2 separate regions of the Homo sapiens genome follow, and region 2 is linked to region 1. A link is an interaction called in ENCODE POLR2A ChIA-PET data of the cell type or tissue named here. Cell type or tissue: Panc1. All regions are shown on one strand. Each heading gives the region's core, and the rest is flanking DNA. Links, peaks and the distances in the headings are about the cores only. Region 1 overlaps RENBP (renin binding protein). Region 2 has its middle 16 kb from the start of IRAK1.

The links. Peaks named below come from ENCODE experiments on the same cell type or tissue, not always from the same donor. Only the 100,000 strongest peaks of a DNase experiment are listed, where the experiment ranks them.
Region 2: POLR2A ChIA-PET joins it to region 1 with 12 read pairs; 5 of 35 experiments call an interaction of 5 or more read pairs at or near these places.

Annotation. Positions count from the first base shown.
Region 1 is chrX:153,935,054-153,940,053 of GRCh38, forward strand. RENBP (renin binding protein) reads right to left here. Exons shown (of 11, transcript NM_002910.6): 10 at 436-523; 11 at 216-351. The coding sequence ends at 233. Among named protein-coding and RNA genes, the nearest start is that of NAA10, 2.5 kb to the left of the region's middle. RefSeq lists a silencer at 1-253 and enhancers at 244-749, 750-1,254, 4,392-5,000. In Panc1, for the core only: no CTCF peak of the experiment used is centred there; no DNase peak of the experiment used is centred there; H3K4me3 peaks cover 618 bases; H3K27ac peaks cover 370 bases.
Region 2 is chrX:153,998,281-154,008,605 of GRCh38, forward strand. No RefSeq gene overlaps it. Among named protein-coding and RNA genes, the nearest start is that of IRAK1, 16 kb to the right of the region's middle. RefSeq lists enhancers at 1,945-2,445, 3,991-4,135, 4,088-4,137 and a cis regulatory region at 4,058-4,068. In Panc1, for the core only: no CTCF peak of the experiment used is centred there; no DNase peak of the experiment used is centred there; H3K27ac peaks cover 257 bases.

The DNA of each region.
Region 1 (5,000 bases), core at 1-5,000:
ACCGGCCGGAAGTGCACGGCCGCCGGGCCCGTCCTCCCGGCCGCTTGGCCAATGCGCGGGACAGGCCAGCGCACGGGGCGGGCCAATGCGCGGAGCCGGTCAGCGCGGGGCGGGCCTGGGGGCGGGGCGGGCGCTGCCCCGGAGCTGGAGCCGGCCCCTCCCTCGGCGCGACAGCCCCCCTCCCGCGAGCCCACAGACGCGCGCACAGCCGCAGGTGGAGCGGACTCAGCCTTTATTCCGCGCCTCGGCAGGCGGGGGTGGGGGCGGGGGAGGGGGCGGGGGCGGGGCGGCTCAGCAGGGCGCCCAGCATCTCCTCGCACATGGCTAGGCACCGCGGCACGTGGAAGCAGCCTGCGGGTAGAGGCGGGCAGGTAGTGAGGGCCGGGGGCAGCCGAGAGGCGCAACCCCTGCGGCCCCGCCCTCTCCCCCACTCACCTTTGAAAGGACCTCCCTTGATGGAGAGGGCCACCTTGCCCTCTCGGCTCAGGTAGCCAAACCATTCCCCGTACTCGGGATCGCGAAACTGGAATAACAGAGACAGTGACAGCTAGCGCCTGCAGGACCCGCCCAGATGCCACTGCATCGCTACCAGGGGTCAGAGCCTGGGTTGACCCCAGGTGACGTGGCTCCAGAACCAGCGATCTTAACCGCGACACTGCGTCCTCCACAAAGATGAAAGCAGGGGTGGGCGCAGCAGGCAGGCTACAACTATATAACCGACTGGGCAAGGGGATGAGACACTGCTAGATGGAATGAAAGAACTCTGCCCTGGGGTGTAGAAACGTTGTCTATCGGGCCGGGAGCTGTGGCTTGCGCCTGTAATCCCAGCACTTTCGGAGGCCGAGGCGGGCGGATCACCTGAGGTCAGGAGTTCAAGATCAGCCTGGACAACATGGTGAAACCTCATCTCTACTAAAAATACAAAATTAGCCGGACGTGGTGGCACGCACTTGTAATCCCAGCAGTATACTCGGGAGGCTGAGGCGGGAGAATAGCTTGAACACAGGAGGCGGAGGTTGCAGTGAGCTGAGATCACGCCATTGCGCTCCAGCCTGGGTGACAGAGCGAGACTCCATCTCAAACAAACAAACAAACGAACAAACAAACAAACAAAAAAGTTCTCTATTGTGATTGTAGTCGTGGTTACGTTGATTCAAAGAAACAAAGAACCCGGCCGGGTGCAAAGGCTCACACCTGTAATCCCAGCACTTTGGGAGGCCGAGGCGGGCGGATCACAAGGTCAGGAGATCGAGACCATCCTGGCTAACACAGTGAAATCCCGTCTCTACTAAAATACAAAAAATTAGCCGGGAGTGGTGGCGGGCACCTGTAGTCCCAGCTACTCGGGAGGCTGAGGCAGGAGAATGGCGTGAACCCGGGAGGCGGAGCTTGCAGTGAGCCAAGATCGCGCCACTGCACTCCAGCCTGGGCAACAGAGCCAGACTCCGTCTCAAAAAAAAAAAAAAAAAAAGGAAAAGAAAAGAAACAAAGAACCCTGATGGAGGCGACGACCTGTCATGAAACTCTTAAGAAGTGACTCCCTTGGAGCTCCCATTCCCGGCTTCACAGGCCTGTCTTCCAGTAGATGCACAATCTCATCTGACTCCTGTCCTGGCTCACCATTGGTCCCAAACTCATCTCCTCCTCCCTCTGCCCCTGCCCAGTGCCCATTCCACTCTCTTTCCTTCTCTCTCCACTAGCATTCCATGGGGCACCTGTCTCAGGGAGGCTTGTCAGTTCAGCCCCTTCTCAAAAGGATCATGGACTCAATTACATTGAAGTCCACTATGAAAATGTCTCTTTAAATGGTGGCCCATAAGAGTTGGTGTATTCTTCTTTGTAGGAAGTAAAACTAGTCCTGGGCTGGGCACAGTGGCTCACGCCTATAATCCCAGCACTTTGAGAGGCCGAGGCGGGAGGATCACTTGAGGCCAGGAGTTTAAGACCAGGCTGGGAAACATAGTGAGACCCCATCTATACAAAAAAAAAATTAAAGAATTAGCTGGGCGTGATGGCACACAGCTGTAGTCCCAGCTACCTGGGTGGCTGAGGTGGAAGGATCGCTTGAGCCCAGGAGGTTGAGGCTGCACTGAGCCATGATTGTGCCACTGCACTCAGCCTGGGCGATAGAGACCCTGTCTCAAAAATAAATAAATAAATAAATAAATAAATAAATAAATAAATAAATAAAAACTAGTTCTGTGTGTATTCATTCTGTCTTTTGAGTTACATTGTTCAAGTCCTTACTTATTTTTTGACTGCTTGACATGACACAGGAAGGTAAAGAAGAATTTCCTTCAATGTCTGGATTTTTGCCTTCTGTATTCTGTTATGTTGGTTGATGCATAATGACTTACCTGTTTTTTTGTTTGTTGGTTAGTTTTTTGGTTTTTGTTTTTTTAAGACGGAGTTTCGCTCTTGTCACCCAGACTGGATGGAGTGCAGTGGCGTGATCCCAGCTCACTGCAACCTTCACCTCCCAGGTTCCAGTGATTCTCCTGCTTCAGCCTCCTGAGTAGCTGGGATTACAGGCACCCGCCACCAAGCCCGGCTAATTTATTTATTTATTTTTTTTATTTTTTATTTTTTTTAATGGAGTTTTGCTCCTGTTGCCCAGGCTGGAGTGCTTCCCGGGTTCAAGTGATTCTCCTGCCTCAGTCTCCCCAGTAGTTGGGATTACAGGCACCCGCCACCACACCCGGCTAATTTTTTGTATTTTTAATAGAGATGGGGGTTTCACCATGTCAGCCAGGCTGTTCTCGAACTCCTGACCTCAAGTGATCCACCTGCCTCGGCCTTTCAAAGTGCTGGAATGGCAGGCGTGAGCCACCGCGACCAGCCCAATTTTTGTATTTTTAGTAGAGACGGGGTTTCGCCATGTTGACCAGGCTGGTCCAGAACTCCTGACCTCAGGTGATCCACCCGCCTCAGTCTCCCAAAGTGCTGAGATTACAGGCATGAGCCACCATGCCCAGCCGATTTACCTGTTGATTATAACTTTTGTAATTGTTTAATGTCATCTATATCTTATTAAAATGTATTCCTTCAATTTCATTTTTGAGTTAGAACTGGTGGCCCCTAACACACACTCTATGAATGCATTAAATATTAAGATATAGCTGCAGGTCTAACAACCCTGCTGCTTTGGAAGTAGTGACGAATATATGTGATACTTGCAGATGTCTCTCTAACTGCAATGCAATGTAAACACATCTGGATTTCTATCGGTGACAAAGCCAGGCACTTCTATTACCAATGTGGTTCATTGCCTCCACTCATAATGGCAGCAAATGCTAGTTTCAGTTAGAGGTTAGTACAAATAAAGATGTGATTCTCCGCCCCCGGTTTCGAAGCTCACAGACCCCAGAATAAGATCCCCTGCTATAGTCCTCGCAGTACCAGGGTTCACCAGTGGAGTCGGAGTCGTGGCTTTAGAAACGCATGATGAATCTTCATTCATTCACCACCCAGGCCTTGCCACCACTGGGTGCCATGCCCTTTCCACTGGGTGCCATGCCCTTTCCACTGGGTGCCATGCCCTTTCCTGTGTTCAGCAGCTCGAGTTGCCTCCTGGGCAGCAGTCAAGACAGCTTATCACTCTGCTCCTAGCACTTGGGCTTCAGGGAGCCCCTGGCTTGGTTTTCTTCCTGCGTCACCACTGATTCTTGTCTCCTTTGCTGGGCCCCCATTTCCCTTTTTGCCTCATAGATCTCAGCAGCATCTGTACTGTTTTTTTTTTTTTGTTTTTTTTTTTTTTGAGACCAAGTCTTGCTCTTGTCCCCCAGGCTGGAGTGCAATGGTGCGATCTCGGCTCACTGCAACCTCTGCCTCCTGGGTTCAAGCGATTCTCCTGCCTCTGCCTCCCAAGTAGCTGGGATTACAGGCACCCACCACCACGCTTGGCTAATTTTTGTATTTTTAGTAGAGATGGGGTTTCACCATGTTGGCCAGGCTGGTCTTGAACTCCTGACCTCAGGTGATCCACCTGCCTCAGTCTCCCAAAGTGCTGGGATTACAGGCGTGAGCCACCGTGCCCGGCCTTTTTTTTTTGAGACATAGTCTCGCTCTGTTGCCCAGCCCAGGCTGGAGTGCAGTGGTGTGATCATAACTCATTGCAGCCTCAAACTGGGCTTAAGCAGTCCTCCTGCCTCAGCCTCCTGAGTAGCTAGGACTACAGGTGTGCATGACACCCAGCTAATTTTTTAAAATTTTTTGTAGAGACCAGGTCTCGTTATGTTGCCCAGACTGGTTTTGAAGTCCTCGGTTCAAGCGATCCTCCCGTCTCAGCCTGCCAAAGTGCTAGGATTATAGACATGAGCCACTGTGCCAGGCAGCATCTACATTCTTGTGATACTGAAAACATTCATGGTGAGTCCAGATCTCTCCGTCTGAACTGGAGACTCAGGAATCCCACTGCTGCTCCACCAGACTGTGAACCCTCTGTCCCCACCAGCTCCCACCTGGGCCAGCCCTCACTGGCTGGGATGACAGCTACAGCTTCCTCTGCTGTCCCAGCTTCTGCCCTGTTCCCTACAGACTTCCCCCATAACACCCTCCCCTCCAAGCCCCAGGACCCAGGTAACAATGGAATCAGACCAGGCAGCTGGAGTCCGTCCCTTGCCCACTCTGCCTTTATCCTCCCGGGCTGCCAGGCCCCCCTGCTGTGCCACATGCCCCACCCTGCCCAGACTCCCAGTCCCTCAGACACACCCCTGATTGACTCGGCCCCTGCTCAGTGCTTCCCTGCTGCCACCCCATAGGAAAGAGCCCCCCCACAACCCTCTCCAGTGGTATTATTCCCACAGCTGTCACTCTCACCACCACCTAGGTCTGCTTGCTTACACTCTGCTCCTCCCGCCCCCACCACCAAAATTCGAGCTCTAGGAGGGCAGAGGCTTCTTCGTTGACTGAACGAACAGCACTGGGGCTCCGGAAACTCTCAGACCAGCTGAGCGACTGTGCTCAGCGAGGGGGCAAGAGCGCAGCCGGGCCAGACTCCC
Region 2 (10,325 bases), core at 2,092-7,091, 65 kb after region 1:
GAGACTGGGTGTCATTTGCTTTGCTCTTGTCTGATTTTACTGTCAGACATCACTCCTGTAACCAGTCTTTGTAGTAAGTCTCATTTCTTGCATGTACTTGGAAGTACATGCAATAAATGGTTTTATTTTCCCAGCGACTGTGCCCGCCCCCACCCCATTGAGTTGTGCCAAATCCCCCTTAAGACGTGGGGCCCGAGTCCATCATGTTTCAGTCAGGTTGCTTGTAATTAGTCTTATTCTGGTTCTTTTTTCTTTTCTTTTCTTTTTCTTTTTTTTTAGACAGAGTCTCGCTCTGTTGCCAGGCTGGAGTGCAGTGGCACAAACTCGGCTCACTGCAACCTCTGCCTCCCGGGTTCAAGTGATTCTCCTGCCTCAGCCTCCCAAATAGCTGGGACTACAGGCTTGCACCACCACACCCAGCTAATTTTTGTATTTTTAGTAGAGACGGGGTTTCACCATGTTGGCCAGGATGGTCTTGATCTCTTGACCTTGTGATCTGCCCGCTTCAGCCTTCCAAAGTGTTGGGATTACAGGCATGAGCCAACACGCCCGGCCTGGTTGTCTTTTCTTTTCTTTCTTTTTTTTTTTTTTTTTTTTTTTTTAAGACAGGGTCTCACTCTGTCACCCAGGCTGGAGTGCACTGATGAGATCTAGACTCACTGCAGCCTCAACTTCCTGGGCTTAAGCGATCCTCCCACCTCAGCCTCCCGAGAAGCTGGGACTACAGGCGTGCACCACCACGCCTGGCTAATTTTTGTATTTTTAGTAGAGACAGGGTTTCTTCATGTTGGCCAGGTTGGTCTCAAACTCCTGACCTCAGCTGATCCACCTGCCTCGGCCTCCCAAAGTGCTGGGATTACAGGCATGAGCCACGACTCCCGGCCTACCCTTAATTTTTTTTTTTTGAAGTGCACAAGCTAATTTTTTAATTACTATTTGTAGAGATTAGGTCTCCCTGTGTTGCCCAGGTTGGTCTTGAACTCCTGAGCTCACGCAATCCATCTACCTTGGCCTCCCACAATGCTGGACTGCAGGTGTGCACCACGCTCTGGCATCATTCTGGTTCTTAAACCCAAGGGTACTTATTTTCCAACATGAACCTTAACCTCACCCTTCCAGAAACTTCTCAGGCATGGGCAAGGTTGCAGTCTCCCTTACTGCAGGCAGCAATGACTTTAGCAACAGGTGATCTTGGTGGGCTCGTAGGGGAGTGGGAATGGGCAGTGGCTTTTGTCCTCCTTTTGTTGTCCGCTGGGGATCTTGGTTGGGAAGCCTGAACCCAGCATTGTTTCCTAGCCCTGTGTTCAACAATGCCGGGAGCGAGGTGCCTTCCTATCCCCGTGATAAACAGTTCTGGGACCTGTTGCTCTGCCACACAATCCTGAGAACTAGCACAAGTCAATTCGCTTGCAGGACCAACACACCCATGCTCCTGAAAGATGAGACTCGCAGAGCCCGGCCCGAGACTGCACCCAGCCGTCCAAGGCTGACCATGCTTCCCACCCGGCCCTCCCCACGCCGGCTCGGACTTCGGGCATTTTCTCTCCTCCTTTCCTCCCTGGTGATCTGAGGCCGGCTCTGTCGGGGGAGTGTTCTTCCTCTTTGCAGTGAGTCCAATAAACTCAGCTTTGCCTGAACAACAGGTTTTTCTGGTGGTGATTTTGGGGAGTCTACAGCCAACAGCTGAAATTGGGAAAACGGGGCGGGGGTGGGGAATCCCTTTTTGTTTTTTGTTTTTATTTTTTACAGTAAAGTGAAAGCAAGTTTATTAGGAAGATAGAGGAATAAAAGAATGGCTGCTCCATAGACAGGGCAGCTGGGAATCCCTTTTAGCACCTGGTGGCTGCAGATGGGTAGAAATACAGACCATATTTGGTTCTTAGTTTAATTAGCCAGAGACGCAGAACAGGGTGGGAAGCCAGACGGCCACACCTAGCACCTCATCAGGCTGCAGCCAACCAGGGCCTCTCGGGGCTGGGAAAACTCGATTCTTGCTGTACTTGGGCTTACTCGGCTCTCCATCTTATGCAAACACCTCTCCTTATGAAAGGCAAGAAGAATTTGTTCTACACTGGGGATGGGTTGTGCCTGTCACATGGAGCAGCCTGGGGACCTAGAGGGACCCTTTAGAAGCTTAGCACCTAGCAATTCCTTTTCACATGTGACTCATGGTCTATTCAGTTTTAGTACTTCTTTTTTTTTTGACAGAGTTTTGCTCTGTCACCCAGGCTGGAGTGCAATGGCGCGATCTCTGCTCACCGCAACCTCTGCCTCCCAGGTTCAAGTGATTCTCCTGCCTCAGCCTCCCAAGTAGCTGGGATTACGGGCACGCGCCACCACGCCTGGCTAATGTTGTATTTTTAGTAGAGACGGGGTTTCTCCACGTTGGTCAGGCTGGTCTTGAACTCCCAACCTCAGGTAGTCCCCCTGCCTCGGCCTCTCAAAGTGCTGGGATTAAAGGCGTGAGCCACCACGCCCGGCTTTTTTTTTTTTTTTTTTGAGATGGAGTCTTGCTCTGTCGCCCAGGCTGGAGTGCAGTGGCACCATCTCAGCTCCCTGCAACCTCCGCCTCTTGGGTTCAAGCAATTCTCTGCTTCACCCTCCCACGTAGCTGGGATTACAGGTGCCCACCACCATGCCCGGCTAATTTTTGGATTTTTAGTAGTGACGGGGTTTCACCATCTTGGCCAGGCTGGTCTTGAACTCCTGACCTCGTGATCCATGGCGCCTGGCCTACTACTTCTTTATTCATTTATTTTTTGAGACGGAGTCTCGCTCTGTCACCCATGCTGGAGTGCAGTGGCACGATCTCGGCTCATTGCAACCTCCACCTCCCGGGTTCAGCTTCCCGGATAGCTGGGACTACAGGTGCGCGCCACCACGCCCAGCTAATATTTTGTATTTTGTAAGTAGAGACGTGGTTTCACCGTGTTGGCCAGGGTGGTCTCAAACTCTTGACCTCAAGTGATCTGCCTGCCTCGGCCTCCCAAAGTGCTGGGATTACAGGCGTGAGCCACTGTGCTTGGCGCAGTTTTACTACTTCTTGAGACAACTCTGAAGATTTCTATTTTTCACAGAAAGTCATTCAGTTAATCTAGACTTTTCAAATGTATTGCCATAAAGTTATATTTACTATTTTAAAATTTTAATTTCCTCCTTAACCCAACATTTATTTAAAAGGGTCATTTCAGCCGGGCGTGGTGGCTCACGCCTGTAATCCCAGCACTTTGGGAGGTCGAGGCAGGTGGATCACCTGAGGTCAGGAGTTTGAGACCAGCCTGGGCAACATAGTGAGACCCCATCTCTACAGAAAAATAAAAAATTAGCCGGGCGTGGTGGCACACATCTGTAGTCCCAGCTCCTCGGGAGGCTGAGATGGGAGGATCACTTGAACCTGGGAGGTCGAGGTTGCAGTGAGCCATGATCGCACCACTGCACTCCAGCCTGAGTGACAGAGCCAGATCCTGACTGCTGCTCATAGAGATCTCGCCTAAAGATCTTGCCTAAGTGCAAAAACACACACACACAGAAACTGGAACAACCGAACTGACCCTTTGGGGAGGCTGGCGAAATAAATGACATGGAGTACATTCATACAGCTCTAAAAAAGGACAAAAGTCAGGGACATCTGTGTCCAGGGAACACTCTCGATTTGTCTTGTTAAGTGAAACTGGCGAGGCGTGGAATCATGAGAGAAGCGTGAGTAGAGGGGACTTAAACCAGGGACTGGTGGCCACAGCTAGTGTTAGCCAGGGGACTGGAGGCTGGGAGACTGAGAAGGAGATTTTCTTACTTCGTACGTGTCTGTACTGTTTGGATTTTTTTTTTTTTTTTTTTTTTGAGAGGGTATTTTTTAAAAGGAAAAGCTTGTTTTGTTTTTCTTTTTAAAAAATAGGCTCTAAAAATTCTGGAGAGAAATAAAAAAGGCAACATGGTGGCCGGGTATGGGCGTCTCTTCTGATTCCAGGCTGGTTGGCACTGGCCACCTTGCTCAATGGTTGCCTTAGAAACCGGCCTAGCGAGGGGGTGTCAGTTGTCTCTGGTAGCCATTAAGGCAGTGACTCAGCAGAAAACCCAACCCAAGAGGGAGTTGTTCATTCACTGACTTTCCTTCTCTCCCAGAAAAGCATGGGTGAGGCCATTTCTGTTACATTTGCGATCGGGTGGCAGCTGCTCCGCCGTGAAGGCGGTAGCGAGAAGTCTGCCCGCTCCTCCAGCCTCTCACTAGGTGAGTGGCGTCTCTGTGCTGCCCTGTCCCTCAGAAACCACAGGTTCCGGTCCCTCTGCCAGCCTGTCCCCTGTCTCTCCCCTCCCGCTGACAGGGTGAAACCAGCTTCCGCTCACAAGCACTTGCTGGGGGTTGCCACAGGCATGGCTCTTGGGGAGATCTTTAGTAAAAAACCCAACCAAACATCACGAGTGGAACCGAGTGTGGATCATAAACTCAACTGAGAGAAAAGCCAAGGGACGCATGTGGGCAAAATACACAGAAAACCCAGCATGGGCGCGGGGGCTCTCGCCTGTCATCCCATCACTTTGGGAGGCCAAGGCGGGTGGATCACTTGAGGTCAGGAGTTCGAGACCAGCCTGGCCAACATGGTGAAACCCCATCTCTACTAAAATACAAAAATTGGTCGGGCATGGTGGTGGACACCTGTAATCCCAGCTACTCGGGAGGCTGAGGCAGGAGAATTGCTTGAACCGGGGAGGCGGAGGTTGCCGTGAGCTGAGATCACACCACTGCACTCCAGCCTGGGTGACAGAATGAGGCCCTGTCTCAGAAAAAAAAAAAGAATCACGTGCTGAGACATGCTACAACACAGATGAACCCCAAAATCATAATGCTAAGTGAAAGAAGCCAGACACGAAAGATCCCATGAGTATTATCCCATTTATATGGAGTGTTCAGAGTAGGTGAATCTATAGAGACAGAAAGGAGATGAGTGACTGCCTCAGCTGGAAGGGAAAATGGGGAAGAAATGGGTAGTGACTATTAAAAGGTATGGTGTTTTTTTTTCTTTGTTTTTGTTTTGTTTTGTTTTGTTTTATTTTGTTTTTTTGAGATGGAGTCTCGCTCTGTCACCCAGGCTGGAGTGCAGTGGCATGATCTCGGCTCACTGCAACCTCTGCCTCCTGGGTTCCAGCAATTCTCCTGCCTCTGCCTCCTGAGTAGCTGGGACTACAGGCGCCCACCACGATGACTGGGCAATTTTTGTATTTTTAGTAGAGATGGGGTTTCATCGTGTTGGCCAGGTTGGTCTCAAACTCCTGACCTCAGGTGATCCACCCACCTCGGCCTCCCAAAGTGCTGGGATGACAGGTGTGAGCCACCACGCCTGGCCAGTGTTTCTTTTTGGAATGATGAAAATATGCTCAAATAGAGTGCTGGTTGCACAAGTCTGTAAATCTATTAAAAACACGGAGTTGCACACTTCAAACAACTGAACCTTGTGGCGTGTGAGGTAGATGTCTTAACACAGCTGTTAAAAAGCCCAGGATAGCTGGGCACAGCGGCTCAGCTGTAATCCCAGTACTTTGGGGGGGCTGAGGAAGGAGGATCGCTTCAGCTCAGGGGCTTGAGACCAGCCTTGGCAACCTAGCGAGACCCTGTCTGTACTAAAAATAAAAATAATTAGCTGGGCATGGTGACATGCACCTGAGGTCCCAGGTACTCGAGAGGCTAAAGCGGGGGCTGTGGGCAGGAGAACAAGGCTGCAGTGAGCTATGATCACGCCATTGCACTCCAGCCTGGGCAACATAATGAGATCCTGTCTCAATAAACACATGAAAGAGACACATACTGTTATTTCAAACTTCACTCAAAATACACTGCCTTCTATGTGCTGGGACCCAGAGAGGGTTTGTGGCATGTTTGTAGGAATAAGTCCGGATCAGAACGGAGCTGAGAATGGGTGTTCACTCGTATTCTTCAATGTCTCCTATTGAGATGATGTTATCCACTTGTTATTTTCTTGACCCTATTTTCTGCCAAGAAATAAAGTAATTTGAGAGAGAGAGAGAGAGCGAGATCTAACGTGGAAAAACAGATCTGCAGGAAGGCATGGAACGCACTAGAAAGGTAAAAAATGGGCTGTTTAGACCAACACTAATAGTGTCCTTTGGGATTTAAAATATACGAAAACAAGAGCACCCGAGGCCCGGCGGAAACACAGTCTCGCTGCTGGGAGGCTCTGGCGTTGCTTGAGCCACTGCACCGCAGACTCAATCCCTAGGGTAACTGCTGGAGTAATAATGAAAAGTGACACTGAGAAAAGGCAAAAAAAGAGAAAGAAAGTAACCAACGACAGATGGGACAACAGAGAACAAATGGTAAGCTGGTCCTCACACACAGCCAGAGCAGGAGGGTGGCGGGGGTCAGGGTCTAATGGTGTGGAGGAGGAGGAGGAGGATGTTGAGGGTGAAGAAACAAAGCCCATGCCCCCGAGTTGTACACTTATAAATAGTTAAACAGATGAATATTATGTTGTATATATTTTATCACAATAAAAGATCTCACATACAGCCATATTGGCAAATCCATTAAAATGAAAATGGATAAACACACAAAGATTGCCGGGCTGGCGTAGAGGGAAAATAAAACCAATCAATCAATATGCTGCCTCAAAGAGACATTCTTTCTTTCTTCCTTTCTTTCCTTCCTTCCTTCCTTTCTCTCTTTCTTTCTTTTTTGACAGAGTCTCACTCTGCTGCCCAGGCTGGAGTGCAATGGCGTGATCTCAGCTCACTGCAACCTCCATCTCCCGGATTCAAGTGATTCCCCTGCCTCAGCCTCCTGAGTAGCTGGGATTATAGGCGTGCACCATCATACCCCACTAATTTTTGTATTTTCACTAGAGACAGGGTTTTACCATGTTGGCCAGGCTGGTCTCAAACTCCTCACCTCAAGTGATCTTCTCACCTCAGCCTCCCAAAGTCCTGGGATTACAGGAATGAGCCACCGTGCCCGGCTGCATTTTATTTTATTTTATTTTATTTTTGAGATGGAGTCTTGCCCTGTTGCCCAGGCTGGAGTGCAGTGGCGTGATCGCCGCTCACTGCAAGCTCCGCCTCCCGGGTTCACGCCATTCTCCTGCCTCAGCCTCCCGAGTAGCTGGGACTACAGGTGCCCGCCACCACGCCCGGCTAACTTTTTGTATTTTTAGTAGAGATGGGGTTTCACCATGTTAGCCAGGATGGTCTTGATCTCCTGACCTCGTGATCCACCCGCCTCGGCCTTCCGAAGTGCTGGGATTACAGGCGTGAGCCACTGCGCCTGGCCCATTTTATTTCTTAAAAACAGCTTTTTTTTTTTTTTTTTTTTTTTTGACAGAGTCTCACTCTGTCGCCCAGGCTGGAGTGCACTGGTGCCATCTTGACTCACTGCAAGCTCCATCTCCTGGGTTCACGCCATTCTCCTGCCTCAGCCTCCCAAGTAGCTGGGACTACAGGTGCCCGCCACCACGCCTGGCTAATTTTTTGTATTTTTAGTAGAGACAGGGTTTCACCATGTTAGCCAGGATGGTCTCGATCTCCTGACCTAATGATCTGCCTGCCTCGGCCTCCCAAAGTGCTGAGATTACAGGCGTGAGCCACTGTGCCTGGCCAAAAACAGCTTTATTGAGGTATAATTGACATAAAATAAACTGCACATTTAAAGTGAACAGTTTGAAAGTTATATCTGCCAAACCATCAACACAATCGAGAATGAACCCACCAGGCCAGGCGTGGGGGCTCACGCCTGCAGTCCCAGCTACCTGGGAGGCTGAGGTGGGTGGATCGTGTGAGCCCAGGAATTCGAGACCAGCCTGGGCAACATGGCAAGACCCCATCTCTACAAAAAATACAAAAACTGGCCGGAACTGGGATCTGGAAGGCGGAGGGGACGCAGTAGGCATTTGTGCACTGTGAGTCCTGGTGTGGGGCCATCGCAGCACTGCCAGCTCCCATCAGGTCTCCCTGATCAGATGTTCCAACATGTGTATACAGATGTGTACAACACCCAAGAGAAATGAGTGTGTATGTGCAGCAAGACAGATTCGGAAATGTTCATAACAGCTTTATGCCAGCCCCAAACTCAATCCAAACGCCCAAGAGTAGAAAGAGTCAAATGCGGCCCATTCTTACAATGGAACGCTACCTGGGAAGGCAAAGCAATCGCTTAGCGCTACTCACGGCTGCAACAGAACAACAGTGCAGAGCAATAGCAGGCAGACGCGAGTTCGTACCACGTGTGTTAATCCATTCTCACACTGCTGTACAGAAATAGCCAAGACCGGGCAATTTATATAGAAAGGAGGTTCAATGGGCTCACGGTTCTGCAGGCTGTACAGGAAGCATGGCTGCATCTGCTTTTGGGGAAGCCTCAGGAAGCTTCCAATCATGGCGGGAGGCAAAGGGGGAGCAGGCACATCAGATGGCCACAGCGGGAGCAAGAGCCGGACAGTGGAGGTAGCACACACTGTTAAACAACTATCATGAGAACAGCACCCAGGGATGGCGCGGAAGCATTCATGAGAAATCTGCCCCCATGACCCAGTCACTTCCCACCAGGCCCCGCCTCCAGCACTGGAGATTGGGGCAGGGACACACATCCAAACTAAATCACGACACAATCTCATTGACATGAAATTCCAGAACATGCAAAACTATCTATGTGTTTAAAGCCAGGTTTGGATGTTCTCTGGTGCTACTCTCATCAAAAAAGGCGGCCCACAGCGCCTCTCCCCTTGCATACACTGGCCTCAGAGGCTTGCGTCTAGTGAGCAGGCTGCCGGGGAAGTGGCAGCACCTGATCCCCAGGCCAGGCCATCAGATGACGTGGCCTCCGCTGGGCTTTCTAGCTTGAGATGCTCCCCGGAGAACCCAGCCTCACAGGCACATGGAGGTGTCCTCACCCCGGCAGCGTCCTCCGCTGGACACGAAGGAGCCGCTGGGTGGTTCCAGCTCGTGGCCATCGGGCTGCCCCGGCTAACCGACTGCAGCGGGTGAGCTCTGCCAACTGAGACCTCACAGAGCACAGGCTCGCGAGCAAAACAAACATTGCCATTATTTTCAGCCCGTACATCTTGGGGTGGCTTGGTACCTAGCAAGAGATAACTGGAGCAGATTCATATGTGGGTCTATGTGGTGGCTGCCACATGGCCGTGTACATATAAAACAGTCATTGGGCTGTACGAGTACGGTTTGTGTACTTTTCTACCTTTAACTTATACCTCCCTAACAAAGTCTTTCAGAAAAGCCTAACTCCTGAGGCTCTGGTGTGGGCAGCTGGGTGGGCGCTGGAACTAGTCCCACACGCTGAGGTGGGAAGCTCATGGTGAAAGGGAATCCCAAGTCTGCTTGGCCATCTAAGTTTACGGTGCCTGTGAGAAAAATCAGAAGGCCAAAACCTCAGGAGAGAGAGCATGACGGAGGCGCTGCCGTTTGGGAATGGACATGATAGAGCCGTGAGAATGAGGAAGATCACCGTCGGGAATGAGTGCAGGCAGCTAAGAAGGCGCAGAGGCGTGTCTGGAGGGACTCACACCTTGTAGAGGCTGGGTAGAGAGAGCCCACGCACGCTGAGAAAGAACACAGACTTCAGCGTCACAGAGGTCACAAGAGACAAGCGGTTGGTGGGGGAGTAGGCACCGGCGAGAGAAAGTCCAAGAGGACTGGATGGATTTGACAACACGGAGATCCCTGGTGTTCTGGATGAACGCTGATTGGATGGAGTGGCAGGGGTAGAAGCAGAGGAAGAGGGACTGCACAGGGAATGGGCAAGTGAGAAAACAGACAAGGATTCTGAAAAGTTTAGCTACAAAGAGGAACAGAGAATTAGGGTTGTGGTTGGAGGGGGTGTTGGGTCAAATGAGTTTTTATTTTTATTCTTCAAGAACGGAAGCTACCAGGACATGTTTGATGAAAATAGATCCAGAGGCCGGGCGCAGTGGCTCACGCCTGTAATCCCAGCATTTTGGGAGGCCGAGGTGAGCGGATCACCTGAGGTCAGGAGTTCGAGACCAGCCTGGCCAACATGGGGAAACCCCGTCTCTACTAAAAATACAAACATTAGCTGGGCTTGGTGACACATGCCTGTAGTTCCAGCTACTCAGGAGGCTGAGGCAGGAGAATTGCTTGAACCCGGGAGGCAGAGGTTGCAGGGAGCTGAGATCATGCTGCTGCACTCCAGCCTGGGTGACAGAGTGACTCTGTCTCAAAAAAAAAAAAAAAAAGAAAAGAAATAGATCCAGAAGCAAGGAAGAAATTGATCATGTCGGGTGACATTATGAGTGAAGAAGTCCTCAGAAAAGAGGAGAAACTTGCAATTCTGGCCACAGTGGAAT